Regions from separate parts of the Mus musculus genome. Here all the other regions are linked to region 3. A link is a loop called in an ENCODE intact Hi-C map of the cell type or tissue named here. Cell type or tissue: left cerebral cortex. All regions are shown on one strand. Each heading gives the region's core, and the rest is flanking DNA. Links, peaks and the distances in the headings are about the cores only.

What was found. A loop is a pair of places that touch in the nucleus more often than their neighbours do. Peaks named below come from ENCODE experiments on the same cell type or tissue, not always from the same donor. Only the 100,000 strongest peaks of a DNase experiment are listed, where the experiment ranks them.
Region 1: it touches region 3 in a loop (2.1-fold over the local background); 4 of 42 quality-filtered maps call a loop at or near these places.
Region 2: a loop joins it to region 3, with 2.1 times the contacts of the local background. A loop is called at or near these places in 8 of 42 quality-filtered maps.
Region 4: it touches region 3 in a loop (2.5-fold over the local background); 3 of 42 quality-filtered maps call a loop at or near these places.

Annotation. Positions count from the first base shown.
Region 1 is chr7:89,496,811-89,504,255 of GRCm38, reverse strand. No RefSeq gene overlaps it. Among named protein-coding and RNA genes, the nearest start is that of Prss23, 17 kb to the left of the region's middle. In left cerebral cortex, for the core only: a CTCF peak has its summit at 4,125 (motif pointing left); DNase peaks (open chromatin) are centred at 4,126 and 4,587; H3K4me3 peaks cover 785 bases; H3K27ac peaks cover 208 bases.
Region 2 is chr7:89,625,627-89,633,071 of GRCm38, reverse strand. Me3 (malic enzyme 3, NADP(+)-dependent, mitochondrial) reads right to left here and starts at 254. Exons shown (of 14, transcript NM_181407.4): 1 at 1-254. The coding sequence starts at 161. In left cerebral cortex, for the core only: no CTCF peak of the experiment used is centred there; DNase peaks (open chromatin) are centred at 2,925 and 3,858; H3K4me3 peaks cover 189 bases; H3K27ac peaks cover 2,541 bases.
Region 3 is chr7:89,557,328-89,564,772 of GRCm38, reverse strand. No RefSeq gene overlaps it. Among named protein-coding and RNA genes, the nearest start is that of Prss23, 43 kb to the right of the region's middle. In left cerebral cortex, for the core only: no CTCF peak of the experiment used is centred there; DNase peaks (open chromatin) are centred at 2,755, 3,336 and 3,640; H3K27ac peaks cover 2,330 bases.
Region 4 is chr7:89,666,890-89,674,334 of GRCm38, reverse strand. All of the region lies in intron 1 of Me3 (malic enzyme 3, NADP(+)-dependent, mitochondrial), which reads right to left. Among named protein-coding and RNA genes, the nearest start is that of Me3, 38 kb to the right of the region's middle. In left cerebral cortex, for the core only: no CTCF peak of the experiment used is centred there; DNase peaks (open chromatin) are centred at 2,702 and 3,656; H3K27ac peaks cover 400 bases.

The DNA of each region.
Region 1 (7,445 bases), core at 1,032-6,031, 60 kb after region 3:
ACACACACACACACACACAGAGAGAGAGAGAGAAAGAGAGAGAGAGAGAGAGAGAGAGAGAGAGGCGCATATATACAAACCCTTCTGATGGAGCTAGAATGAATGCATTTCTAGCAAATGTGCTACACTTGTTTTTTTACTCTGGTATTTCCCTAGCGGAAGGAATAAACCCCAAGATAGGTATAAACAAAGTAAAGGACTGAGGCAGAAAACTGGAATGGGGACAGGATGGTTTCATAGTTATCTGGTTTGTTTTAGCAAATAAGTCTCCGTGCACTTTAATCTAGAGCCCCAACCCTTCTATGTGGTTTCAAGATTTCACTCTTTATGTCACCGGCTCCTTCAGAGGCCTGGGATGAAGCAGATGAAAGGGGAAAGTCTCTTTCTAGTTCACTGCGAGTGCATCCCCAGTAGCTGCTACCTCCCTTTAGCTCCCACCTCTGGTGATTTAATCATCCCCTTCTTGCTCATGGGTCACAACCATCTTTGAACTCTTAAAGCCTCTCCAACAGTGAACCAGCAAGGAGTTCCAAGCCCTGTCATTGTCTTCCATGTCTAAATCGTCTAGGGCCAACAGGCTTTCCATACTTGAAAGCTGCCAACAGCAAATCTGGAGAGGAGTGGTGTTCCAGATGCAGTGAATTGGAGTGAAAACCCACCTGTCAGGATCAGAGTTGTACTATTAAAGAAACAGCCAGAGGTCATTGTAGCCAGAGCAGATGAAACAAAAAAGATGGCTGTTGGGAGAGAACAACCTGACCAGCTCATGTAGGAAAGAAGAGTTAAGACACGGAGTTATAACTCATTGTACTTGCTGTGAGACATGAACAAAGAGCTTCCAGCAGGGCTGCTGAGAGGATCTACCCAGGACCAAGGTATGAATGGATGGCAGTGCACTAAAGGGAAAGGAAGGGAGGTTGTGTTGTCCTCCAGGGACCAGAGATTAACAGAGTCTCCTTTTGCGACTCTCCATACTCCTTATTAAAGAGCTAACCCTGTTGGCCGCAGGTACTCAGTCATCACCTACAAATAAATGGTTGATTTGCCAGATCTTCTTATGGGGGCTCAGGACAGTTTTGCCCACAACAAACACAAAGTCCCAGGGCCAAACTCACCCAGGGAAGCACAGGTTTTAGTGAGCCATAAAAAATGGCGGGTTCATACATGGACACCAAACAAGAATCAGCTGGGAAGATTATGTTGACCTGACGGCATATTTGAATGAGATTGTCCTAAGTGTTAATTGATGTGGAAAATAAAAAATCCAGTCATCTATGGCTACACCATTCCCTACACAGTGAGTCCTGGATTGTAGAGCGCAGATCCAAGCAACCATGCCTGTTCTTCTCAGCTCTTAGAGTCCCTGTACCTCCCGTGCTATGGTGGACTGAAACCTGGGGTTGTAAGCTGAATAAACCTTTCCCCCTCCCAGAAGCTGCTTTTTGTCAGTGCTTATTTTTGTAATCAGCAATAGAAATGGAACTAAGACACTGCCATGTGCCCTGCCAAGCTTGATGCAAGAGTGTAAGTTGGCTCCACAGACTACTTTCTCTCTCTGTGTATCAAGAGTGTAAGTGTTAAATGCTCTCTTGGTTTTGATTTGTCACTTCCCTTGTCCTTAGACTTCTAAAAAGACCTCAAATGTGCTTTTTCATAAAGAAGCATGACAGTTTTGAGAAACAATTGTCCCAATTCAATGAAACAGGATTGAAGTGTTTGGCGTTGTGGAGAATGAGGGAAGCGAATGGCTGGCTTGGGCTCCTCGGTATGGGAGGCACAGTGAGGCGGTGCCAGCACTAGCATGTCTCTATAGGAACACACATATATCCTCCCCGTTGTCTCCCTCCTGGACAATTCTCACTGCTTTCTCTACCAGTTTTCTCTACATCCCACTTGTGTACTACATTGCTGATGATCTCTGCTGCTGGAGTACAATTTCAAGAGGACAGTGCCCATGTTATGTCCTAATAAGTGTATTCCAAGGCAATCATTGAGTAAATTGTCTTATTAGGTTTAGATAATCTATAATGCTATGGTTGGGATTACTTGAAGCCAGAATAAGACTCTTGCAGCGTCTTGGACCCATCCTATCTCACTTCATTACCCTAGCCTACCCTTTCTTATCCTCTCCCTCCATACCCTACCCACCCAATCTTATTTATACATTATATCCTGTCCTGTCTTGTCTTAGCAGGTATTACACCATCACTGTCATTTATATCTGTCTTCCCTGCGAGTGTAGGAGCCTTGTAAGAGAAAGAGCAGAATTCTGTTCTATCGTCCACTGGTGTCCTGTGGCCCAGCATAGGAATCGCTCACTGAGAAAACAGATCTTTGTCATGACTTGAACAGTAGTCCAGTGTCTGCTTCCTCAGCACATCTCACATGTGATCCGGTGATTGGTTGCTCAGTGGTCTGCGCTGTCTGTCCCCTCTGCAGCTCCTTACCACTAGTCTCATTCCATTCGCTCCTTTTTAAGATGATGACAGCAACCTCTAGACTAGAGTATGAGCCTCCCAGCTTGTCTTGGCTGCCTCAGACATGTCTGAAGCAGAGACTTGATCCCATTTTGTTTCCCCTTGACTAGAACTCGGTCACTAGAACCCCAAATTTCATTTTCTAACCTTTGAATCATATATATATACATATATATATATACATACATATATATGCATATGTATATATATGTATATATATATATATATATACACACACATACACACACACACACACACATATATATATGATATATATGTATGATATCCAATATATTGATCAAGTTTCTTCTCCATTGCTCTCCAGGCTCATACGGTCTGACTTTCAGCTAAGCCCTACTGAACATACCTGTGTTTTTTATCTTTGGTCATTGGTCAAGCTCCCCTCCTCTTAGCTTGCCCTTTCCCATCTCTCCAGGCATAATTACTTACCCAGCAAACAATCTACAATGGGTACCAGTCCCACCCCCACACTCATCCCAGAATTGCAGAGAGAACGTTGCACATCTGTGTGTTCAAGATGCTTGCGTGTCACTATAGTAAAGACACTGTCCCTATTTCCCAGGGCTCAGGGATCACCCTCTCTACAGAACTATCTTGGCATCAATGACATGTAATTACCACTCTGTGAGTTAAACTAGCTGAGAATCTCCCATACACTTTAATAAATCTCCCAGTTAGTGTCCAGCCTCACCGCTGCATTTCCTTTCTTGGATTTATTAATACCAGTTCTATATCCAGTTCCCCGATGGGAAAAAATGCCATGTTTGGCAAAGCAGTGTGACCCAAGCGTGACTAATGTCCTCTGTGGATAAGCCATTCTGGGACACAGAACATTTTCCTTTTAAAATGGCATGCTTTACTACTCCCAGATAATTGCCAGGGCAGTCCAACGCAAAGATAGGAAACTCCACAAAATATCTCATCTTGCTTTCCCACTGTAGCAAAGATGTTTGTCGGCCAGCTACAGCAGAGTACCAGGAAGAATCATTCTGTACTGATCACCTCAATTGTGACTGTTCTTCTGTTCCATAAAGTCTCTAACGCCCCTGCTCTGTTCTTTTGGAGTTCTTAAATATAGAAAAATGCCATCAAGACTTACTGGGAGAAAGGGGAATTTAAATCGAAAAATCTAATTTTTCATGAGAGTTGTGGAAAAGGCTAAAACATTGTGATCACACTTGAATCTATAAACCTGGGCATTAACACGTGTAATTCCTTTCAGTTTATTGTTTACCAAACAGCCAGCGTTGGGTAATAAACACTCGCTAAGCGTGCTCAGATTTTCTTTACTCTCTGTCACTTTATATCTACCATTAATTAAATGTCCTTCCCATTTGCGAGCATTTCAAAGTTTCCCACTGCCCTGGAGAAGGAATTTAAAACCGTCAGGTGCACTACTCTAGCGCTGCAGTTTCTCCTGATAGCACAATTCTGTTTAGAGAGTTGTTGCTTAGTGTTTCTGACCAGTTAGGAGGAATTCCCAAGTCAAGAGTAACCTTGGGTAAAAATCAACATGTTGAAATATCACCTTGTTCTGCTTACTGCGTGATCTCAGCTTTCCTCGAATAGTATAGAAAGCAACTTTTCTCGGCCGCCGCTGCTTTTCCCCCATTCTTGGGTTGCCCCCTAGTGGTTTCCTTGACTTATAACTATGCTGCTCTCCTCCAATTCTCCGAACCCAAAAGGGACTTTCTGGTGGCTCTACTAAGTATTTGATTTAACTTTGTCTTTTCCACATCTTCTCCCATTTACAAAGGGGACATCCAAACACAGCCTCTCCCTTTTCCCTTGAAGGTAAGCAATGTGCAAAGTAGTCCAGGCACTTTGTGACGATCGATGCATTCTACTGACCGCGGTGAAATCCTTCCTAGAAGTTTCCATTGTGGCTTTGCTTCAGCGCTGTTTTCCACTTGCCTGGCGTTCACTTTCTCTGTCAACATTGGCGTGATGCCAGGTAATCTAGGGGTGCATGGATGACTTAAAGGCTGTGTTGCACTTTGAAAATGCCAATTATATATGCTGAATGCAGCTGGGCGCGAGTCCCATACTCTCATCCATAATAAACAAGTTAGCACTCTGGGGGCTCCCCCGCAGTTGGTCCCAGACTTCTTGGCTCCATCTGGATAGTTGGAACTGTGACTTGTTCACGCCCAACCATTTGAGCTTCATCCAAATGCCTTGGAAAGCCTTTGAGATCCTGTAGAAAATGAAGGAGAGGCCTGATCTGTGAGTGTCAATGCCTGACTCTCTGCTGGATGTTAGATCCCAGACATCTGTACCAGGAAGCTCAGTGCAGCAAACATTACTAATTTAAAGCCTTATTGGCTCATTAAAGAGTACCAAGAAGTTCTCAGAATTTAAAATGGTTTTATTAAAAGATTTTTCAAGAAAAATCTTACTTTTGTTAAAATCTAAATTGTAAGAGGACAGTCGATCACACAAGCTGATGCTATTTCCTCTCCAGCAACACAGGGTCTGCAGAATTGGATTAGAGACTTCTCCCAGCAAGGTTGGAGTACTGGGGATGGAGAGATGATTAGGGACACCTGCTGCTCTTGACAAGGACATTGGTCCAACTCCTAATACTCACATTGGCCAGTTCTCAATGGCTCACAATCACCGGTCACTCCAATTCCTTGGGATTCAACACCCTCTTCCTGTCCTCTGTGGGCATCTATATGGACATGGCGCATATACATACACGCTGGTAAGCACATACACTCAACATTTAAGAGTAGAGTGAGTATAAAGCAATCAGTGGGGTAACAGTACATGGTAGGAGGATACTTACTTCTTTGTATTTATAGAACGTGCTGTGTGCAAGGCACTCATTTAGGTAAAACTGAAATGGTGCATGCCCTTGTGAACGTCACATAACCACTTCCAATGAGATAACATATGAAAAATGACCTCATCTTTAGAGATGTGCACAGTCCAGTAAGATAAGGGATCTTGTGTTCTACATGACTGTGGAAAGGAGAGCCAGGATCAATGCACGGACCCTAAGGGACACCTGTTTGTCTTCAATGAAAGAAAGACTCAGTTACAATCAGCACTGGCCACAAACAGAGTGACCAGCGGCTATAGGGAACGAAGGGGCATGGCCTGCATGGTTCCTCTCGGTGGAAACAGTTTGTAAGATATTTGGAACTTAGTACAGAGAATTTCTGCAATGTTATCAAGGAGGGAATAGGTGGAATCCATGGTTCCTTCTGCTACTCAGTTTCAACACACTGGGGATGTGATGGAAACTGGGTCATTGCCATGGCTGGATGTCTTGTTAACAAGGGATCGCGAGAGCATAGCTATAAGATCTGTTCTCGATCACAACGACCAAGAGCCACAGATTGCTGACGTCTTCTGCCTCTAGCAATTAAGTGCCTGACTCTGGATCTGCCCAGGCTCAGGCAGGGGCCAGGGTAGGGGAGATCCTGTCAGGCTTCTAAAAACTAGGAGTCTGCATCTAAGCAACCAGTCACAAACATGAGGTGGTGTGGGTAATAGTATACATATGATTCATTTAGCTCTTATTTTTCTTACTTTAATATTTCCAATCATAAAAAATATGGAAAAAATAAACATCCTTAATTCTGTCTTATAGATGAGCAGACTGAGGAGCTGAGAAATTAACAGAAATTAATTAATAGTGCTATACAGCCTATTTAGTAGTAAAGATAGGACTTGAATGTGCTGTCAGTGTGCTTCCATTATTCCAGGCACCTCTGACCCACACACAGTGGGGAAAATGGAAACTGGACTGAGACAGGTGAGCTATGTGTGCCTCTCTTGCCCAGGACCTATGCCCTAATCTGTAAAGGTAAAGAGGAGCGATCATAGCAATTTCTATCCCATTTTAAAGCTTCCAGTCCCAGAAACTCTGTGTTCCAATGGCTGATTAGAAATACGAGGATAAATGAGACCATGGTTTGCCCAAGCAGAGTTCACGGAAGTGGAAAAGACATGTGTTCATAAACAGGCTGCAAAGCAAAATCCTACTGCTACTAACAACTACCTCGTGCTTCAAAACCCACTCCTTTCAAAGGAGCCAAGCAAATCCTCATTACTTCCCATCAAGCATTGAGAACAGGAGGCTTGGATAAGAGAGGTTAAAGATTTCAAAGGAAAGCCAGAACACCCAGGAGAAGAGGGGATTGAAGAGAATGTGCTATGTAGCCTAAGGATCTGAAATTGTGGTGAAATCCACTTGTCCTTTGGAATTCTTAGATGCACAAGACCTGGTGAGTAGTAGTAGAAAGGGCACCTGCTAGCTCTCTGAGCTCCTTTGAGGACTAGCTAGAATATTGTATCTATTTCTATGTCTCTTTATAAAAGAAAACTTTACTAAATCCTGGCCCAGAGTCTGTGTTATGTATGGGCAATGGACTGAGGTGGAAACTTGGGTACCAGCCCTGGAAGTGTAGGAATTTGATTGAATATGGTGTCTTGACTGTATCTGCAATACAAAAGATTGTTGCTAAGCCAGTGGGCCCAACTTTCTGAGCCTTTGAAGAGTAGAATGATGGGAAGCGGTCACTCCTCCTGTTGGCCCCAGTAGATGCAGCTGAGATTAAGGTTAGATGTCTATGTCAACAGAACAACATAGAAGACAGGTTGACATACCCAATGACTTCCTAAAACAGGTGCAAGAGCAAGCCTACCTTTCAGCTTTGTGGACTGTGACTCAGAGTCTTCTATAAAGCAACAACTCCATGGTATCATGGAACCTTGGCTCTCAGTGTTAGTTTTGAAAGACTGTAGGAATAATGTTCTGATTGATCGATCATTGGCATTTCTCGAGAGATGAGGCATTGTGCCTCTTTGCCCTTTAAAATGTTTCACTCATGTGAGTTGGTGTCACCATTAAGATGAGCAGTGTGGAAATTCTGAAGAAAGATAAAAATGGATTTATTGAGGGGAGAGGGCTTAATTGGTAAAATGCTGGCTCCA
Region 2 (7,445 bases), core at 857-5,856, 69 kb before region 3:
GTGACATCGTATCCGCGCTTCTTCAGGGGTACGGGTCGAGGCGGGCCAGACTTGGAGTGGCAGCCCTGGGCGGGCGCGGAAGGTGCCTGGCGCCGAAGACTGCTGCAGGCTATGCGAGGCACGGAGGTCAGCCGCGCGCCAGTGCCCAGCGCGGCGCCCATAGCCCTGGCACAGACCTGGAACCAGGGCGAGACCAAGGTCAGGGGTGCCCTCTAGGCAAGCCAGGTCCTGCGCGCCAGCAGGGCGCCGGACCTGAGCTCTCGGAGAGGCTGGGGGTTCCTGATGGAAGGCGCTAGCCTCCTCCCCTTGTCCGAGGCCACCTGCTCCTCGCTTGGTTGCGATGCTCACCCCTCAGCCAGCAAAGCGAAAGCAAGCCCAGAAAGCAGATCCCGTGCGGATGACAGCCCGTGCCTCCCTGCCCCCATATGGGAGAATACTCTCCAAGGAGTCCCCGCACCCTCAGTACCTGTGGTTAACCTTGGTTTCTCCTTCTTCCGCTTACCTGCCTAACTGGAGAAGCTGAAGTCTATGCAGTCCCACTGCGAGCAGGTGGGGCAAGGCGCTACTGTCCCCTGTCACTCTCTGGCCAAAGGCAGCACCTCACAGGCAGTGCTAGCTCACGGGACTGATGCATTCAGTAAAACAGTCTCCAAACCTTTCCTTGCGGGACCAGATTTTCCTTGAGGATATGCGCGGGGGCTCTTCATAACAAGACAGGATGAAGCTCATTTTCCTCCCACATGAGGGTTTTTGTGCTTTTGTACCCTGGCACTCTCTATCCAGAGGTCTGAATGGCACTTAGGGGAGAACACTTGAGGGTCAGCATGCCCCCACCTCTTGAGCAAGACCTGGGCAAGAATGCTGTCAGTATAGTAACCATTAGCCACATGTAGCTGTAATACTCTAAATAAAATACAATTTTAAATCCATTTTACAGTAAATAAAATTTCTAAATAAAATACAATTTTAAATCCCAGTCACAGTAAGTGCCTTCTTTTAAACCAGTTGAGACCATGTTTGAATGTATATAGGTACAGAACACTTCCTGCTTTGTAGAACGTTCTCTTCTGTTGATCTGCGTTCCCCACTTCCTAAGTAAGTTTCTAGGAACCCCATGGAACCAGCCATAGACCATAGATGTTAGGTCACTCACACCTTGATGTCCACTTCTCCCTGAATTTAAGTGTGTACTTCCTCCACTTAGTGTTCAAGAGATTCCTTCTAAAGGAAATACATCGCTCTGTGTATGGGATAACTCCTAAGTTGTCAGGAGGCCTTGGTTAAGCCCAGCCTGGCTCCTGCCAGCTTCTCATCTCATCCCACTTCACCTTGTGCTGTCCTTGAGGTCTCCTCTGACTTGCTTCTCCCCATTTCCCTGTCTTACTCACCTCCATCTCAGGGCTTTTGCCTCTGCTAACACTTTTACTGGGAACATCATATTCCAATCTTCTAAACAACTGCCACATCTCGTCTCTGAGGTTGCCCCTAATATGTCAACTTGGAAGCCATTATTCTAGTCATTCCCTTCAGTGCTGACCATCCCCAGGGGATGCATAAGAAAAGGGTTTTCCCCTAGGTATAAATGAACAAGTCATCTACTAGTTCATTGCTATTGTGGTATATTGCCTGCCTCCCCCTTATGATACTGGCTTCACTGGGCTAGGGCCTTTGCCTGCAGATCCCTTTGTTATCAGGTCCTGAAATGTCTTTGTGCAATAATAAATAAATAAATAAAAATAAAAAAGTAGCTGTTTGGTGAGGGAAGGTGAGTAGCTTCTCTGATCATCAGGGCTATGAGCTCTCAGAATGGCCACCAGACAGGTGGTGTGGTTCTTTCTCTCAGACTCCATCCCGTTCTCATGGCCCAACTGCAAGGCAGGGATGCTCCTGCTGTCAAGGTCCTCCTGCCTGGCCTCAGGAGTCCATCTCCTCAAGACTGGTGGGAATGAGTGCCTTCCTGAAGCCTCTCTCTTCAGTTATCAGCTGAAATGATCTTTATTTCAACTGTACTGGGTGAAGGCATGTCAGTTTTCTTCAATGGAGTGATATTTGGTATATGGGTCACACTCTAGGGCAGGCCCCACGCCCAGGAGTAGTTGGTCAGCTGGCCAACGCAGACTGAATTCCATGGGGTTTGTTTGTTTTGAGACAGATGGCAAAACACGAAGTCACATGGGTAGGAAGAAGGAGGGGATCTGGGAACAAGTGGGAGAGAGAGATGAATGTGATATGTATGAAACACCCAAGGAATAAATAAAAACCTTGTTTAAAAGATTAAACAACCATTTACAAGTCTTTGCACCTTCAGTATCTGGGTCAATGCCTGGTTAGCACAGAGAACACACCCAGCTTGTTGAATTGCTTTGGGAATCTGTCAAGCAAGGCCTCTCTCTCCCTTCCATATGTTCAAATACCATCTTCTCTATGACATCTTTCAGAGTCAGTGGCTCATCTTCCTCCTTCATGATCCCCCAAATGCCCCCAAGTGTATCTAGTATATCATTAAACCAGTCTCTCTTGCAAGGACTTTATTTATATGCCCGTCTTCTTGGAACTTCTGAAAGACTCAAGAAGACAGACAGCTTTGGCTTCCAATGGACTGGATTCTACTAGTGCATGTGACCTTGAGCATTTTAAGTGACCTTTACAATCTCACCATCATTGTGATAAAACTAAGATAGCATTTCTAGCATTTTTTTTTTTGGTGGATCTATTTGCTTACTTAAAGCATGATGCCCAACATACTTAAGTGTTCCACTTGAGACTTAGGAATTGTAAGGCAGTTCCATGGAAACTGTATCTCTAATTTCTCTCATTTCTCAGGCTGTGTAGATATAGGATTCACTTTCCTCATGTTGGCTCGCAGCAGTAAGTTGTTTGCCAAATGCATAACCATGAGAATAAACAACTGGTGTTCAGCAGTGCACTGGCTCTGAGAATAAAACAACTGGTGTTCAGCAGTGCACTGGCTCTGAGAATAAACAACTGGTGCTCAGCAGTGCACTGGCTCTTAAGCGTTGATGTGTAGGAGGCTGGGTATAGAGAACATATTTTCAACTGATAATATTTCTAACTCAAAATGGACTTACAGGTCGTAAGCCAATTGTAAGTCAGAGTACCTGTCATCACTCATTTAATCTTATAATAGTCTTATGATTATTCCTCTACGGAGCTGTCTTTCTGAACTCTGGCTTATGGCTGGAACTTGCATCTTACAATTTCGTTCTTTGACAGTGGGGTTCCTAATCATTTCTGTCAGTGGGGGCAATGGAGGGGGACTGAAGGCTGGAAAGGACAGACTTCCTTTATCCTGGTTTTTACTAGTCCCTTTCAGCTCCAAGCCCAGCTACAGCCAATTAACAAGCATCAGCCCCTGGCCCCAGCATGCAGCCTCCTTCCTTACCACATGTAATCTCACCAAGCTCTTGCACACTCTTCTTTCTCAAGTCCAGCCTTTGGTGGTTCCAGCAGCTCCTTTCAGGCTCCACCTTAAGCTTCTTTCTGTGGTTTCTAGAAGCTGCCCCAGCCCTCCCCCCAACCTTCTCATTCAACCCCCTACCACCCACATAATCCCGTTCCTTACATCAAATTTTTAGTGTTGAGATATAGTTTGTTCTGCTTACCCAACTTAGTTTAACCTGATGGAAATTGATGCTACCCTCAAATTTCAAACCAGGAAACAAACCAGAGAAGTTACTTTGCCTGAGTGGGCTGGGATTTAAACCTGGATCCCAGATCCGGAGTGCTTTGAGGACAGGAAAGACTTAGATCTGTGAAGTCTGATACAAGTCACCTCATCATCACTTTATCATCCTATATCCTACACAAACCCTCACACATGGTTGTATAACAACTGGTAACAGGGGAAGCTCAGAGCCTCTGGTTCCTTCCCTCTCAATTCCTTTGCATGAAGCGTTTCCAGGGAAACTGATTCTCCCGCTCATCTGTCTCCCACGTATCTGCCATCCCTCCCTGTTCACCATAACTTAGTTTCTTGACTTCAGTTTTTCTATTTATTCAATGAGAAGAAACAGCTGTTGGATGGTCTGAAAAGTAATAAAAAAATTAAGCATTTTTGTAGCAGAAAAATATGTTCTTAATTATGCTGCATTATGCTCTTATTTTACTTCACTGTCATAACCACAATAACCACCTTTAACAAGAAAAGAACATACTTTTAACTATTCACTTTTTTTTAAAAATAGAGAGACATCTAGAACAGTTATCCTGTATTGTTATTGCAAGAACACTTTGGAATTTTTGTTTATAAATCCCACCTTCCTCAGTAGTTGTTATCACAAGTACAATGACTCCCAGCTAGGAGAACAAGATGCAAGGCCTTTCTCACCAGAATCTCAGCTCCATCCTCATTTAGGTCTGCAGTTAGATCTCAGCAGGCCTGCTTAGAGTCCAAGCCCTGCCTGTGGGACAGCCTTTCTTTCCATGGCTCGTTTGAGCTCAAATATTTCATAGGACATTTCATACATGGCTCTACTTCCACTCTGCAATATGAGTTCCGAAAAGACATGGTGTCTTTGGTCTGAGTGATGGGTGAAAAAAAAAAAAAACCCAACAAAACAAAACAAAACAAAACAAAACAAAAAACAAAACAGTAACCAAGGCTTTTGGTGTGTGTGGATTTCCCAGAGGTTGTTTAAGGGGGCGAGGGTGGCAATCTATTTTCTGCACCTCTTGAAATACTCTATTCAAGTACTCCCTCCTCTGACAGCCATTGCCATTTCTCCATTATGTTCAGGGCCTTCCACCTCCTCTCCCCTCACACAAAAGTTAGACAAAAAGGCAACTGTTGGGGCAAGGCAGGCTTCTGAAACAGAAACCCACAGCAGCAGCTGCTGAGCCACACAGCTGATAAGGGGAACAAATCCATGCCCCTGTTTGTTTGGAGGTCACAACACCGACCCAGTAGGGTGAGGGGACAGCTCTTTGTCCAACGATGTGATTTGCCCATCTGGCCCATTCAGCATCCCCAGGACCAGCTGACCCTGGCCACTGGCTGCTTCCCTGGCTCCTTCACCATCTCAGAACTTGTTAAGTTGTAATGAGCATATCTCCTGTTTCCTAGTTGACTTTGCAATAGTCCCCCATACACTTCCACAAAGGAGGGGCAAAGAAGAGGTTTCTCCTGCTGACAGTCTTTTCTTAGTGGGACAAAACTCATTTCAATCTGGAATTTCCACTGGAGAGGTTTTGGGTTATTTCTGTCTAAAGTGTTTTTAAAAGCATGTTTTCTCTCTATGTAATTGGTGAGATTAAGACAGGTTATTGTTTCTAGAGAACCTGGGCTCTCTTAGGCTTTTTTTTTTTTTTTTTTAACTCCTCAGTTTTTGTGTTTCTTCCTTACAAGGTTTAGCCACTAGACTCTCCTCTCAGCTGGTAGTCAGCTTCAAATCACTTTGCCTGATCCACCAAGCCTTCCCCCAAAGAGATGTAATTTGTTCCCTTTGTGGATTCACAGCCTTTGAATTTAGCTTGTGCAGTGTGCTATTACACACAGAGCAGCATTCACAGGGCTGTGAGACCCAGTGTGGATTTTGACTAAGAAGACAGAGTTTCTCCCTTCAAGTCTACCAATTGCCAAATTACAGGCTTTTTATCAGGAGTATTTGGCACTTCTAAGAACAGGTGGATTTCATTTTCCTTAGCTTTGAGATTGGCCTCAAATCTGAAAGAGTGGCTTACAAAGGGGAGAGTGGAGGCAACCAGTTCCATAGAAATGCAGTGGACTAAAGAGGTACTGTTTAGCTCTGGGGCATCATAAGTAGCTGTAGATTTTATTTGTCTTTGTTTGTTGTTGTTGTTGTTGCTGTTGTTGTGGTTTTTTTTTTTTTAAACAGGCTCCACACAGCTATTTCAAAGCAGATTTTAAGATCTAAGCACAATGGGAACTCGATACAATGTTTTCGTTTGCACAATAAAAGAAAGCACGTCATCAAAAGTTGCCATTTTAGGTTACCATTTTAGATGTTTGCCCAATATAAATTCAGACTTCTTTGTATGGTGACTCCGAGCTTTCTCTTTGGAGTCAGGCATGTGGAGTTGAATCCTGATTCTGGCAGGATCACTGGTGTGTGATCCTGAGGAATTTGCTTAATCCTTCTAAAAGCCCATGTTGTCTATAAAATAAGCACGATCATAATAGTAATTAGCTCGTACACTGGCTGTGAGGATTAAATAACTGTGCATAGTAAACCTTGCTAAATGTTAAGTATTATTTCTACACTGCATCTGTATTCCTGCAAAACAATTCTGAGCATGTAATACTAAATAAACATTGGCTAAATTGGACTTAACTGTTTTTTTTTTTTTTTTTTTTTTTTTTAGCTCAAATTTCCAAAGCTTAGTTGAGATATTTGTGTATTTCTAGACCAGGTAATGCTCCTGGTAGAGGCTGAATACTCAGAGAGTTTTGTTGTTTTAAGTGATGACAAAACATGAATATACTGTTAGATGTTGTGTTATCTTCTAGTAAAGTGGGAGCTACATCACCTCATGGGCCCCTATTATCTCATGGGGCAAGTAAGTTTTTTCTCCCACACAGCCTTTCCTATTCTAGATCCACCTCCATTGCAGCAACTTCAAATACAAGTACCTCAGCTACCTCTAACTTTGTGTGTATCCAGGAGTTCATCTGGCAGAGAAGAAAGTTTATAGTCTACTTAGCAGGTTCAAGTGGTATGATTTGAGCCACACTTCTGGTTGCTTTGGTGGTTTCCTGATGCAAGATTTGGGTGTGTGTGTGTGTGTGTGTGTGTGTGTGTGTGTACCATTAATTGCTTAAACTCTGCTTCTATTCGTCTTGAGTCACTGACCACCATGACTTCTGAGTTATGCTTTCTTAGCTGTTGTTACTTCAATCTGCTGTTTCTGAGTTTCTGTGGGTTTTCTCTTGCTGGGGCAGAGGAGAGTAGGATGGAGGCCTAGCATTCTTCTTACCGTGATTGGTGCAGAGTTACCAGCTCCAAGAAGAAAGCAGGTCTTCGGAAGACTGCTGGGCATCTCTAAGGATTCAGTTGCTGTACCTCTCTTCTCTTCAGTGCGCACAGAGTGGATACATAACGTGAGCTTACAGCACACTGTAAATCTCTCTTTACTCCCGTACTTGCTCGGGATTCAAGCCTGTCCTGTGAAAGTTCTTATTTACTATTATTTCCTGGACTAGAAGCATGCATTTGGGCCTTGTAGCCCCACCAAATCTAATAGACATAAAATCAGCCAACTGTAGTTATGTGCAAGGTTTTCTTCATATGGTTCCACTATCCCATGTGAACCAATGATAAATCTAGGCATCCTAAGAAATGCCCAACCACCCTTATCATATCTAAAACCTTGTGGGTCTAGAGTATACAGGGACACTGTGTAAACCAATCACCCTAACCACGATATAGCCACACAGCTTTAAAAATACTTGCTTTAGTAAGACTTAG
Region 3 (7,445 bases), core at 1,109-6,108:
CTGTGGTTACAGAGGATTGGCTAAGTCTTGGCCACCTACCACAGAGAGGCTGCAACAAGGGTTAGATAGAAGATTAATGTATGTGGAAAGGCACAGAAATGTTATCTGAGCTAAATGTGGTTCTTTCCTATAGTTATTCTATGTGGAAAAGCTGTGATCTATATTTATGCCTGTAGATCTGCGCTTCTCTCTGCCTTGGCCAGGTCAGCTTCTTTCTGAAGTGGATAGCAGTCAGTGTAGAGACTCATAAGTGTTCAGTGGGCTGAGAAGAGATGGAGTGCCCTACCAAGGCTTAGAGTACATCACAGAAGAGGAGGTGGAAAGGCTGTAAGCTGATAGGGACAAGTGCTGAGAAATGCTGTCTTCTGCACATGCCATGGCTAACGGCACTCATGAACTCATACAAGCTGTGCCTACCTGCACAAGACCTGTATAAGACTGAGCCAGTCAGAATTCCTATATAGGTAGGGGAAAAGATCTCCAGTTCTTGCCCCTTACTGAGGAGCTATTGGCAGTTAATAGTTGCTGGGATAGTTTCTTGGAGAACATGATCACTGATAGGCATCCAATACTCCATTGGATAGCCCTGACCCATGCACATATGGGTACAGTAGTTGGACTCAGTGCATTGGTTTTTTTTTCTAAGATATGAAATTATTTTCAAGAGATGTTGGGAAAGATATAGGGGAAGTTGGAGGGAAGGAATGTGGAATAAGAATTGTATATGATCATATTTCACTTAGACATATATGATCGCCTCTAAGGATAAGAGAAAAATTGAAAAACTGTGAAAATGATGGCAAGAAACTAACTGAAGGTTTGAATGCAAACAGGCAATGATCCAGTATCTAAGAGAAGACTTGTCCCATGGTCCCAAGAACTTGTGAGCAATGGTGTGAACAGCAAAGGTGCAAGTGTGGGGAGTCTGCTGAATTAGCAAAATTCTCATGCATGTATCACAGCAGGCTGGTCTCCTAGGCTTTATTTAGGTAAAACTCCCATTGAGCTCTGCCTCCCAGGGCTCTGGATTATTCAGAGCTTCAGAATGTTGGCCTGCAGTTCCATGAGTCATGCTGATGAAATTTCAAGAGACAAGGACATTCTTAAAATTAGCTTGGAGACAGCAACTGGCTCTCTCTTGGCCCAGCCGGCACCTTCTTGAGGTTATTTCAGTTTGACGCTCCTTTAAGGAAACCTTCAATGACTGAGTTCTGCTAGTCCTCTGGCCAGTGACCCCTCAGACTCCCCCAAATCCAGAACCTCTTTGAATTTGAAGGAAGCAATAAAATATTGGGCACTCACCCTCAGGCCTGCTTGGACTGCCAATTCTTCCATAGTCCTCCTTGAAATACCAAGAAGAGATGCAGTGCATTAAGCCACCCTAACGTTAGGGTGCACTGGGTTGGGTTGACCACTAGACAATAATGTGTGACCAACTTAGGTTTTCTGACTGCACAGGCCCACAGGCCTTTTGACTGAGCCTTTTCTGGGGGTCAGGAAATCAAAGCTGACACTGCCTTTGCAGTCAGAACATTTCCATCAGGATGAGATTTTGTGTAGATGAACAATTTCTCCACTGTTCTCTGTAGAACAGAGGGGTCTGTTAAAATCTGCAGCTATGGATCACTTCCCCAGTTTATTATTCTCTCGGATGGAGAACTTGTCCTCACTGTCTCCATTCCTTCTCCAGAGAGACATGCAGTGTCTTGGGGATAATGGGGATTCCCTGAACACATCTAAATGAGCTACTCAGGACCCAGGCAGTATGACTGAAGGTTTAAGTAGGACTGTGAGTGCCTAGCTGGTGAGATGTAAGATGCCCCAAAGGATCAAAATACCCCCTGATGCTTCCCCATCAATGCAGCTATATCCATTGCCACTTATTTAAGATTTGGTCACACACAAACCAAATGTCTCTCCATGCTGGATACAGAAAATTAATGTGATTATTAGGTGTTATCACTGAGAATTCATCTTTCTATAATGGGATACTAATAGATCCCCATCTATAATAGGCAGTATGATATTAGAACCTAAGGCAAAGTATGGGTTTCAGAAAAAAGACATGGAAATACGGGGATGTGGTCAGGCTCCAAGGGAAAGGTAATGGTGTCTATTAGTAACTAAGAAAATTAAGCAAAATCTATTTTGGTTTCAGTTAATAGTGTGTTGAAAAATTGTACCTTTCAACATGGCAGAAATGCAACTTATCACTGACTCCTCTCCAATCCCCCCCCCTTTCTGCCACTTCACATCTATTGTGATTAGATCCATGGGTGATCAGAGGGGTAAGAGGGTTTCACAGCTTTAACATTTTCTTTAGCCTTTTGGCTAAAGAAAGCATCCCCAAGAGGCCCAGAGCAGCCCAGAACAGGACTCTTTTCTTGGGGCCGTCCCTGGGGTCCCTTTTTAGGACCTCTGTCTCATAGTTCCCTTGACCCTGACAGATGTGTTCCTATTTCTGGTGCCACTTGTAGCACTGAGAAGCAGCGCATCTCCAGTCTCCCTCTCAGAATCCCCCCACTCCTTCAGCAGGCACTTGCAGACAAGATCAAAGATAACCCTGTAGTGTTCTTTTCTGGTGTTCTCTACTTCTAGTGCATGGGAAATTACTGCATCCTTGACATGAAAACCCTCTAGATGTATATATAGTACAAACCCACCCAGCACACTACTCTGGCTCTTTTCTCTTTCATTGTCCCTTTAGGAACAGGAGTTAGAACCCAACCCTGGTCTACTTTCACAGGAATGCTTCAAGCGCCTGTTCTCTGTGCTCTCAGCTAAAGGAAATAGATTGGTAGCTTACCTCTCCTCTCTACAGAGAGAGTGGTAACAGTTTCCATCCTTATTTTCTATTCTTGATCTGGCTGAAGGCCAAGACTGAAGATGCATAAGTCTCTTTCCAGCGTCTTAACTGTTTGAATTTATTTTTGAATCTTAATATTTATTATAATGGAGTCTGAGATAAACCAGGGACAAAAAAAATCCCATTTCAAAATCTTAATATTCACTATTGAAATAGGACCTCAGATTAAGAACCGGAAAAAAAAAAAAAAGAACCGGGTATCCCAGAAGATGGCCAAATGAACTATGTCCTGCAAGCAAGCAGAAATTGGGGAGTGCCAAATTATTCTCTAGATTCAGTCTACAGTATTTATGAAGTAAGCTACCAAGCTTAGTGCTCACATTCCTAGGGAAATTTTTATCCCAGGATTTACTGTAATGTGCTCAACACTTAAACTAGGAATGTGAAGTTGTATTCATTTTCTTAGCATAGCTGAGAAAAGACAAGCTCAGCGAGGATCCGTGTTTCTTCATTCAGGATTTTTACCCTATATGCACGATGCTATCCCACTAACACAGAGGCTATGCACACACTGGATTCATGCTGGGTCATGAGAAATGGTGAGGATGTTGGTGAGTCTAATGGTTTCTTATCCATGGTCCACAAACAGACACCACTAACTAGCAGACAAGTGCTTTTACAAGTCAAAGAAGAAAAGTGCAACTCGCCCTGGCCCTCCAAAACATCATTGGTTGTTTGTCCCCACCATATAAAGCCATGCCCAGGATCCCTGCAGTCAAGCTCTGAGCCCTGCGTGGGATGTGAAAACTGAGTCACATGGCAGTGACTCACTAGCTTGCGACCACACAATGAGTCAGACAAGAAAGGCCCAGGGACACTCTTTTAAAAGTCTAAGTTATGCAAACTGTCTCTTGGAGAACCACCCTTGAAGGAGAGAAGGCTCCATGGTAAATGGGTGGGAAGACTTGTCAAGACTCCCATCCCATATCCTAGAATAATGACATGCATCTGAAATCTTGGAACTTTCTGCAATAGATTCTAATGCTGTCAACAAATTCATTATTCCCTTATACCCACTGATGGTCCCTACGGACTGGGCCCAGCTTATTCCCATTCACCAGCTGATTGTGCTTCAGCTCTTACAAAACCCAGAGTCAGTCTCAGGATACAGCAGAGGCAGGACACAGCTTTGTTACAGAGTCCATTCGATGAGATCTTGAGCCAACAGTTTACTCTACTTCCAAAAATAAAAACAGAAGTAATGGTATACCTAAGAGACTGCACAAAAAAAAAAATAAGTGAGGCATTATTTATAAATCATATGAATCAACTTGTCTTGTTTGATCATTGAATACATGTATTATTCACTAAACACTGTGTGATGACTGGAAAGAGAGCAGTGACCAGCTAGAGACAACCTGAGGATCAGGTTTCTTCTTCAGCCACAGCCTGGCTGAAGAGGAGTATCAGGCTTTGACTCCCTCTGGATGTGAAAAAGATGAGAGAGAAGAGAGCTGATGTTCTACTGGTAATGCGTTTTATGACCTCTGTACAATCACGTCTGCCCCCTGAGCTTCAGTCCCCTCACCCACGAGCAATGCGGGCTGTTTTGTGCTCCTGTTCTATATTTCAATGTCTGATGCGCAGTGTGGAGCACGAGCCTGAAATTCAGGTCCCTAGGCTCCTCCGCCAGTGAGCAATCCCTGGTCCTGAGTTTATTTTACAACCTTCCCTGAAATGCAAGGTTAAATTTTCCCAAATGTTATGAATATGAAGATGCATTTTATGTCAATTAATTTTAAAACATGAGTATTGATGCATTTTATGTAGTTAGTTTGAAAAATACAAAGAACTGAAAACTACTTATTAATGTATTAAATTTTGAGATGCATTTATATTCTATCAATTTCACAATATACAGTACTCAACACTCTGTGATCGTGGCTACCCTCTAATAATTTGAGAAGGGTATATAAGTTTGAGAAATAGTGTTCTTTGTGTAGGTAGGAAACCATGCTATTTATTAATAATCTAGACAGTGTTTGACACCCTTTGCATTAATGTGTCATAATACTCCTCTCCTGGGCACGTAGCCACAAGTTCTCTGTGAATTCCTATCTCGTGACTAATAATTTATCATTCTAACTGGAGACCTTTTGGGCATTTGGCTAGACACTGGGTCCTTTCCTCATACTTCAAATCTAAAAGGGAATCTTAGCTGTGGACGAGCTAGGGCTTCAGGAAATTCTGGCTGCATCTGCTGATTTGTAAGAAAACTAGACAGTTTATTATGAGGGTGAAGAGAGGGTAGATGCTGTTTACTAGCAGAATTTCAACATAATATACACAGATTATCAGTTATGAGGCGACTTTGTGAAAGAGAACTACGAATTCTTTTGTGACCAAATCAAACATCAGAAGAAAATAACCTTGCCAGCTTTCAGGCACACATAGGTCAGAGCTACAGGGCAGGCCACACGTCCAGATTTACTTCATTAGATGATAATAGGCCATAGCCTAAGTCAGGCTTAGCTGTAGAGCTGGTGGGAAGACCCTGAGGTTGACTCCAGGGAACTACTCAGGGAATTGATCAGTGCTCAGAGGCATTCTTTCATTACTCTGCCAACCAGGCCCCACCCAGGCTTGTGGAGAGGGCAGCTGCAAAGTGGGCAACATGGCTGCGGAGTGTTCTTAAAGTCCTGCCACAGGCGGTCATGGCAGCGCAGCAGAACTGGAATAATTCATGTTATGAAACACAAACAGTGGCTTAGAGTTCTAACTCTGCATCTGGCCAGCTGTGCAGTCCTACACAAATCACTTAACCTCTCTGAGCTTCACTCTTCTCAGGTGTAGAGTAGACTTGATAACCCTATATCATAGGGATATTAAAGGATTAGCGCTAGGGTACAGATGGTGCCTGAGCTGCTACAGAAAGGGAAGTGGATTTTAAAGCCTGCTTTGCAGATCTGTCTGTCCTCCTCCAACCCAGCCCGCCAGGCACAGTCCTCGTCTCTTGATTATAAAGATGATCAAAAGCTTTTGCTTCTGCTAGCACACCAAGAGCCAGGTTCCCTCCTCAGTGGCACCGTCTGGAGTCCTTACTGCCTCTGCGCGAAGGCCCATTCTGGATGTTTAGACTCCGATGATGATGGGAACAAAAGGCGGCGGAAATCTGTCACTGGTAATGCGCAAATGGGATGTTGGCTGAATCTCTCTGGCAAATATTCTCAGAACATTCCTCCTCTGCCCTTAGGGTGAGGAGGAAAAGCATTCACCCCAGATTGTGGGGGTGGGAAAAATCTGCTCTTCATTAGGGGGTATTGTGTACAGTGGGATCGGCCCTTCAGAGCAGCAGTGTCCACAGCCTGGGTGCTAACTCTCTGAGGCCAGATCTTCCCAGCATCCAAAACCAGGTTCCAGAACCCAGACGGGTTCAATACCAAGTCTCACATTTTTTCCTTCTCTCCTAGTGAAAAGCATGTTTCCTATTACAATATTTACCCCCTCAGTAGAAGAGGAGCACTCCTGTCTGTCAGGGACACAAGTTATTAAAAATTCATTAGCCAGCTACGTAGCTGGGCATGTCTCGCTAGTCTTTCCTGCAAGACCCTGATCCTTACCCCTTTTCTTTTGTTTCATTATTCAATGAGAAAATACATTGCATAAGGCAAGCACATTTCACTCACTGACAATCGGGGTAAAACAGTAAAAGCATCTCTAAGGATTTAAAACAGAGAGAACACTACACTAGGAATATGACCAAAGAAAAGGCGGAAGTGGAAGGGGGCATTGGGATGCAAATAGATAACTGGTTTTTGTTTGTTTGTTTGTTTGTTTGTTTGTTTTTTAAAGGGTGGAAATAGGAGAATCCAAACAGGAAAGGATGAAACATCTCAAAGTTAATCTTCAGCAAGACGTACCAGGCATCTGAGGTTTAATGGAGAAAGAGGAGGTGGTGTTCCCCAATTCAGGAGCTAGGCTCACTTGCGGAAACCAGAGTGAGGACCATGTGAGTGCAGACACCAAGGCCCATGGAAGAAAAGTGGCCCTTGCCCCATTTTACCTTCTTCCCATCCTACATGCCCCTCCTGTCCTTCCTGCTGATCAGCCCAGATGGAAGCAAGGGGACACAAGAAATGCAGTCTGCCAACCCTGCCATACAGAACAGAGCAGCAGAGCATGGGGGACATTTTTCTAAGGTAAACCCATTAACAAATTTATCTACCCATAATCATGTTCTCAAATAGAATATACTGTATCCTTTTTCTTTTAAATGAAGAGACTGGGGTTTGTAAGACAGACAGACAGACAGACAGTCAGTCAGACAGACAGACAGACACACATACACACAATTTGATATCCTCTCTAATTTAAGCTGTGCCTGAGATTTAAACTCTCAACTCCCACTCCCCATATTCTGACAGGAGAGCTGGGAAGCTTTAAGTTAAGCAAGATCAATCTTGGAATCAAATCAAAGGGTTTTAATTTGACTTTTGAAAACCACAATTAATAGGAAGCATATTTGATGCAAGGAGCTAAACAGAGCAAGCCTCTGGCCTACTCTGGTGCTTGATGGCCAATCATCTTCGGAAAACGAGCAAGGAGACCTTTTGGGCACACACTGTGGCTTGACAATATG
Region 4 (7,445 bases), core at 1,417-6,416, 110 kb before region 3:
AGTTAGATTGGTACACTGACTAAATTGATTTTATTAGTAGGCTGGAGCTTTCAGAATGAATCTGCTTGTCTTTTCCACACTTCTGCCTTCCCAGATAGCCTTCTGATGGTTTTGAGTGAACTTCTACTGGCATCAGTGGAAAAGGATGAGGAACAATGGGGTACTCTGAAGACCAGATCTTGGAGTGCTTCATGACCTGTTGTGGGACAGTAGCTTCCCTCCAAGAGAAACTGGGTTGCACAAGGCCCATATAGCTCAGCTAGTGTCTGGCCTTTGTGGCAGAGTGATGAGACAGGAGATAGAAATGATATAGGAAGGAACAATCACGTTGTCCTGAGGTGAGGGAGCACCATTTAGCTATGTCCAAATTTGTCAGAAGGAATATTTGCTTTCCTTGAGATTTTAAATAAAATTTTTTAAGTATTATCATTGAAGAATATATAAATGCTTTAGCAGCATATGATGTAAAAATCCCAAGAATCCCCAATCCCAGTTCAAAATCCTCATTAGACACTAGCAGCAGTCAGCATAACTTGTGTAGGAAAGTCTTTTTCAGAGATTGACTCCCTGGTTTTGGAGACAACTGGTATAGTGATTTTTTTTCTTTTTTCTTTTTCTTTTTTTTCCTTTTTTCTTTTTGATGCAGCATGGCTACCTAATGAGAAGTATAGCTGATCACATGCTCCCGATAGCTGTAAGGACAGACAAAACATATCATTTGTTCAACATGCAGGAAACAGCTTATCATCAGGAAGCTCATTGTCACCAGCCGGTCGAGGGTTCTACCTTGCCAGCTCATGACTGGGAAGAACAGGGCCCTTGACCAGATAGAGTGTGAGTCTTTACTCCGATTAATAACTGTTGCCTTAACTTTCCTATGACACAGATTTCTCTTCCATTCATTGAGTCACTCAACAAGCACTTATGAAGAGCTTCCTATTTGGCAGACCTTGTGGCAGGCTGAAGGGGTCATTTGGTTAGCAGAAAAGGCTTGAAGCCAGTCAAACAAGAGATCAAGAGAGACACTGGGCAAGACTCATAAGGGAAACTGAGAGCTGAAGGCACTGTAGTGTCCTCTTAAGAACACAGACCCTGGACTAAGAGTGTCTGTGTTCCATGTCTGTTATGTTCTCTAGCTGAGTGTTTCATTGAGTATCTCCGTGTTAACTTCATCACTTGCAAAGTGAGACCAATGTGTCTTCTTGTCAAGACTGAACATTGAAAATTGGGCCAAGGTGCTCTGGGATGTGGTTCTTACTAGTACTTTACTAAATATAGCTAACAAAGTGGAGAAACAGTGTACAGTCCAATAAAGGTAGGATGGAGCACTGGTGACGTCACGGCAAACCTCCTTATATTAGTGTTTAGATCACACCCCTTTTGACACAAACCTGTTTCTCTACCATCTGGTCAGGTTGCTCAGGACTGGGAACCTGCAAACCAAAGACCTGCTTTGCAAACTGCTTCCCCGTTCAGCTCTGTTGAGATGGAACAACGGAGGGAGACTGGAGGGAGAAGTGACTTGTTTCTTCTACTTCCTGAGTGGTTTCTGGGACAAAACCTGGGCAGGGTTCTTCACCTGCCCAGATACCTGTATCACCAGGTATCCCAGTATCACCAGCAGCAGATACATCCTGTGGAAGCATTTCAGGAGGGTGCACAATTTTCTCACTGCTTATAAATCCAGTTCCATCAGACTCTGCCCCAGAGATGCTTGCACCAGGCAGCTGGGCTCCCTTTTCAGAGGTCCAGGCCCCTTCTCTAGCTTTCTACATTTTAATAATTCTAAGTCTTACTAGAAATGGCAGCTGCTTCCTACACTTGCTACCTCATGAAACTTTAGAGCAGCGGTCATTGAGCTTTTCATCTGAAGGAGCAGAGAATAAATACTTCAGACTCTGTGGGACACATGCTATCATTGTTGCTCGTTTATCTGACAATGTTTATTGAGGTTACAAAAAAACCAAAACAAAACCCATAAAAGCATTCTTAACTCACTGGTCAAACAAAACAGACCATGAACTGGATTTGGTCTGCAGGTTACACTTTGTCAATCTCAGCTTGAAGTTTCCTTTTCTCTTTTATGTTACCGGGTTAAACAGCTTTTAAAATAATGTAAAATTTATCAAATAATTTAATATTGGCAGTGGCTCATGCCTTTAATCCTAGTACTTGTGAGGCAGAGGCAGGCTGATCTCTAAGTTTGAGGCCAGCCTGGTCTACAGAGTGAGTTCTAGGACATCCAAGGTTACACAGAGAAACTCTGTCCCAACAAAACAAAACAAAACAAAACAAAAAAAGTTAAACAATTTAAATAATTAAACACATATTTAATAAGTCATCATATGATTTTCATCACTGCTATTCAAATGGTGATGTGGTGGCTTCTGTCTCTTTCCTAGTCCCTGATAGATGTTATGGAGAATGGAAGGACAATAAGGAACTAAGTGGGCAGAGGGTTGCTTCAGGACTCAAAGGGAGGTGGGAGAAGGATGCTCCAGAGAAGGACAAAGATATATAAACATCACTAGCAAAATGGAGTGAGGGTCACTGTACACCTATCACATCAGAGACGGTAGAACTAGAGAGCCCATGGAAGACCTTGGAGGCCCTGTTGGGGATTGAGCTTCCCACTTTTCAAGACAGATGGAGCGCAGGCTTATGCCTGGGTTTTGAAAATATCTTCATGGGTAAAATTCAGTGTGGCATGGACTGAGTGGGCTGATGTTTATAAAATGGCTTACAAAAACCCAACACATTCTCAGCAAATCTCAGTTCCCCACTTGTATTCCCTCTGAGTAACTGTGGCTCTGAGGACTGTGCAACCAGATCTGCTCAGCTTTGGTGGGGTTCAAGGTTAGAAGGACGCCTTCTTCAAACAGTGAACAATCTCTCTGCCAGTATGCAAATCAATATTAAGCATAATTCTTTTGTTCTTGCGATGCCCAACCACAAATATAATTTTTCAATCAGACTCAGAGTGAAATGACCAAGGTTCTGAGAATTATGTTCATGGCCACTTGGCAAACATGTCCTTGGCAGCTTTTCTGCTGACTCGTGAAGGATTTAGTATCAACCCCAAAATCACAGCCCTTAGGACTCAGCCAATGTCCTAAAGTCTCCTCTGTCAGGCAGATTGAGTGCTTAGCAGAAGCTTGGATACCTGGAACAAAGAAATAGCTCACTAGCTGAACCTGTCCAGAGGGCTACAGACTCAGCAAGCTTTCGTAGTGGCCTCAGTTGCATTGCACCAAAGCATAGTCTTAGTTTTAGAGGGGGAGAATGTAGTTTCTGGAATGACAAAAAAAAAAAAAAAAAAAAAAAAAAAGGAAATACCATTTTCTCAGGAATATTTGTTCCCAGTGACCATTTGCTAAACCCTGTGCTGTGTAGTCTGGGGGATAGTGAAGAAGTCTAATTTATACCCTCTTTCCTGGAGTATACAGTTTAACAGGGAAGATGACAGAAATTTTTGGGTGCAAGAATCTCACTCTGAAAAAGGTTAGAATCTAGTAGGAGAGTTGAGATGTAAGTACACAAAGAATTTCCATGCTAGTATATAAGAATGGCCACCTTTTGGCTCCCACAACCATCACCATGGGCAGTAGGTGTGACCAGCTGCTCTCCAGCCTTACTCCTGTCTACTTCTGTCTACTTACTCCAGCCTACTCCTGTCACCAGCACCCTTCCCATATTGTAGAGAAACCTCTTCTGGGATCTGCTCCTGAGGCAGCAGATGTTTAAGTAGACTCAGGCCCACAAACTAAGATACACTGTCCTAAGCAGTGGTTCTTAATTCTTCAATTCTGGTTATGCATTTGAACTACGTGGCAAGCTTGAGTTCTGAGACCCAGGCCATAGTCAGACCAACAATCAGAATCTCTAGAGTGAGCACTGAAATTAGTATTTAAAAAAAAATCCTGGTGATAATTTTAAAGAGATCATCCGAGCTACGTTTAGGTGGAGAGCCAGTGTTTTAAAGTGAGTCCACCCTGATCTTGCAGAGTATTTGATAAGGCACTATCTCTCCCCATCTTTCAATAAGGAAGAGTATTAAATTTGGCAACCCCCCTATTCTGGTCAGCTGAGCATGAAGACTACACATGTGTGCTATCATTAGAATTACAGGTGCGTGCTACCATCAGGATCACAGGTGTGTGCTGAACACACAACACACACATCAGAACAACAGGTGTTTGGTACCAATAGGATTAAAGCTACCATGCTAGGTTCAGGGCCTGTGTGCAGTCTTTCTTGGAAGCTCTTCATGTTTCTGTGCTCCATCATCTGTCCAGGAACAACATTCTAGTTTAGGAACTGGTTGAAGCAATAAAGTCAGGAAATGGATATGCAGACTTGCTCCGACCCTTCCGATGTATGGGACGTGACTGAATTCTGCAGCCTCTATGCCTTAGTTTCATTCTCCTACTATCAGGGGAGAATAAACTGACACAGAAAGAAGTGTCTAGATCTTGTTTTCTTTTCAGTTGGCAAGCGGGGGATGAGAAGGCCAAAGACGATGGTGTCGATTGTGGTTTCTGTCTGATGATCGAGTGAGCCTCACTAATGATTTGTCTTTGTAGAAAGAAAAGCCAGCCTGGAAACTGGAGCCCTACTCTCTTTCTCACCAGGTCATGAGAATGTCTAGTGTCCCAAGTTCATTGAACTTGTATTCCTTTGCAATTACGCTGTGAGCAGCTGGGTTATTTATTCCCAGAGGCATGGCAGTGTCTGTAGGGCTCCAAAACACATTTCAAGAGAACGAGGCCAGACTTGGACTAATTTGTTTTCTTAAAGAAGCTTTTCAAAAAAAAAAATTAAAAACACTGAAGCAGCCTTTTCAGGTCAAGAAAGGAGGCTGACTAAATATCAAGTTTTAGACCAGACCCTCTCATTTTTTCATATGGGTAGATTCCTATTACTTTGAACTTATCCTGGCTACATCTTTCATCATTTGAGGCATAGGAATGTATAAAGATAACCACTTAAGGCTTTACTCGATGATAGAAAAATACCAGCCATCTTAGTTAGGGTTTTGGTCTTTCCTTTCCCTTTCTTTTCTTTTCTTTTCTTTTCTTTTCTTTTCTTTTCTTTTCTTTTCTTTTCTTTTCTTTTCTTTTCTTTTCTGTGACAGAATGCTGGCCAAAAGCAATTTGGGGAAGAAAGGGTCTATTTAGCTTACATGTTCCAACCATAGCCCTTTATGAAGGGAAGTCAGGGCAGGAGCTGAAGCAGAGGCTATGGAGGAACACCATTTACCAGCTTGCTAAACTTGCTTTCTTATATCACCCAAGACCCCTGCCTAGGGGTCATACTGCTCACAGTGAGCTGAGCCATTTCATGTCAATCACTAATCAAGAAAATGCCCCATTCCTTTATTTATAGGCTGAAACTTTTTTTTCAAGACCTACTTTTAATGATGGTTCTTAAAATGCTTTAACTTCCCTTTTAGTCCACCAACCACCAGAGGTAGTGGAAAAGAATGAATACAGGGGGCAGGAGATGGGGAATAGACATGTTTAGAAAGGTTCTTTGGAGCAAGTCCTGTCTGTATTATCTGGAAATCTGCAGTTTAGTTCACAGCAGCAGCAGCTTACTCAACCCACTTGCAAATACTTCACACACACACACCAGCAGTCCAGTTTGGTAGAGTCAGGATAGCAGCAGTGGTGGCACTACCTACAGGGACAGTTAGGCCTCAGTCTTGGCACAAGTCAGCAAGAGGGACCAGGAGGGACACCAGGAGAAGTTCTCAGCTGTGCCTCTCTCAGGGAATCAAAGATCAATGAAGACATGAGACCAACAAGGGTTGCACAGCTAGCTCTATAAGCAAGTCTAGCTCAGACTCTGCACTGTACCTCAAGTCCTTCTTATATGCCCCTCAGACATCATGTGTCTTCTACAGGTCTTGCCTCAGAACATGGCTAGTCTTAGCACATGCATCTGTCTCAGCTGACATCACTCTGCTTATCAGCCCAAGTCTATAGAAGTGGCAAGAAACTGCAGCACAAGTTTTTTGGTGTGTTTTTCTCTATGGAGTTCTGAAAAATGCACCTCAAATACACAATGTAAGGCAGGCCAACACATATGTGTTGTTAGCAAAGAATCCTTCATCGCATGTCCTTTCACATGCTTGCTTTAGCAGAACATTCTTTATTCTGTGTCTGCTTCATCAAAATGTTCCTTCACGAGTCTGCCTTAGCCTTTCACCTGTGTTCATCTCAGGAAAACACTCCTTCATGTGTTTGCCCCAGCAAAACACCATCCAACACAACTGTCTCTCCAAAGAACCCTTAAGCTTCCGCTTCAATAGGCCAATGCAATGGAGCCAATTCCTCCATTAAGAATCCCTCATTCCAGCTAAGTCTGGGTTTGTGTCAAGCTGACAGAAGTCAGTCAGTACCCTAGCCTTCTAACATAAGTACAGATAGTACTATCTTAGTTATCTTCCAAACCTTCATGTTCCAAAGCTGGCTTCCAGGGCTCACGAGTGGCCTTAAAAACACAGGCCGGGGATCTTCAAGGTCATGATGGCAGCAGTCACTCTGACCCAAGGAGCCAGTCTCAGAGTTTACTCAGCTGTCCAGGCTTCACCACCTACCCAGTCCCTCCAGCTGTCTCCTAACAAGTTTTGCTGGGTGAAAAGTCACGACTCATGTTGGATGTGAATAGCAATGTGGGTTCTAACTGCTAAGTTTTAATTCTGCTAAGCCAGAACCATGACACTGGGGTAGTCTAAAGCATTTAAGAAAGAACTGAGCCGGACAGGCTAAGTATGAAATGCTTAGCACTCTAGAGCCAGAGGAACCCCAGGGGATCTGATGATGCGGGATTGTCACCCACACTGAAGAATGACATTCTATGAGGAGGCATTCACAGTCTTTATGTGCTTTATGGTAGTGTCTGGCCACGCCCACTAGTGTGCCAGCAAAAGGCTTGAGCCTCCTCTATTCCCACTAAAGGGGAAAGAGCAAGTGGTGGGCACATCGGATAGGAAATCAGGGCAGCTTGAATGATACCACATTGATTGGAGTGCTTTGGAAAGACAGCACTTTGAAGGCTGGACCACCTACCAATGAAATGCACAGTGGCCTGTGAGGGACAGCTCTGTGGCCTTTGTTTTATATTACTCTCTTCTTTCCCATAACATCATAATACATCTTGCTGCTTCAATGGCAGATCACTGGTAATGTCTTCTTAGACCTTTTTGTCTTCTGAGGACAGAACTTTGTTTCTTTTTGTGTGGTGGTGATCAAACTCAGGGCTTCCATGTGCTATAGTCCTACCTCAGAGAGAATCAATCTCTCTCTCTCTCTCTCTCTCTCTCTCTCTCTTTCTCTCTCAGTATGCTCATGGGTATGTTTGTGTATTTTTCTGTCCATGTCTGTGTACACATACATGAGTGTGGGTGTGGGTATGTGTGTGTACTTTTGTGTGGAGACCAG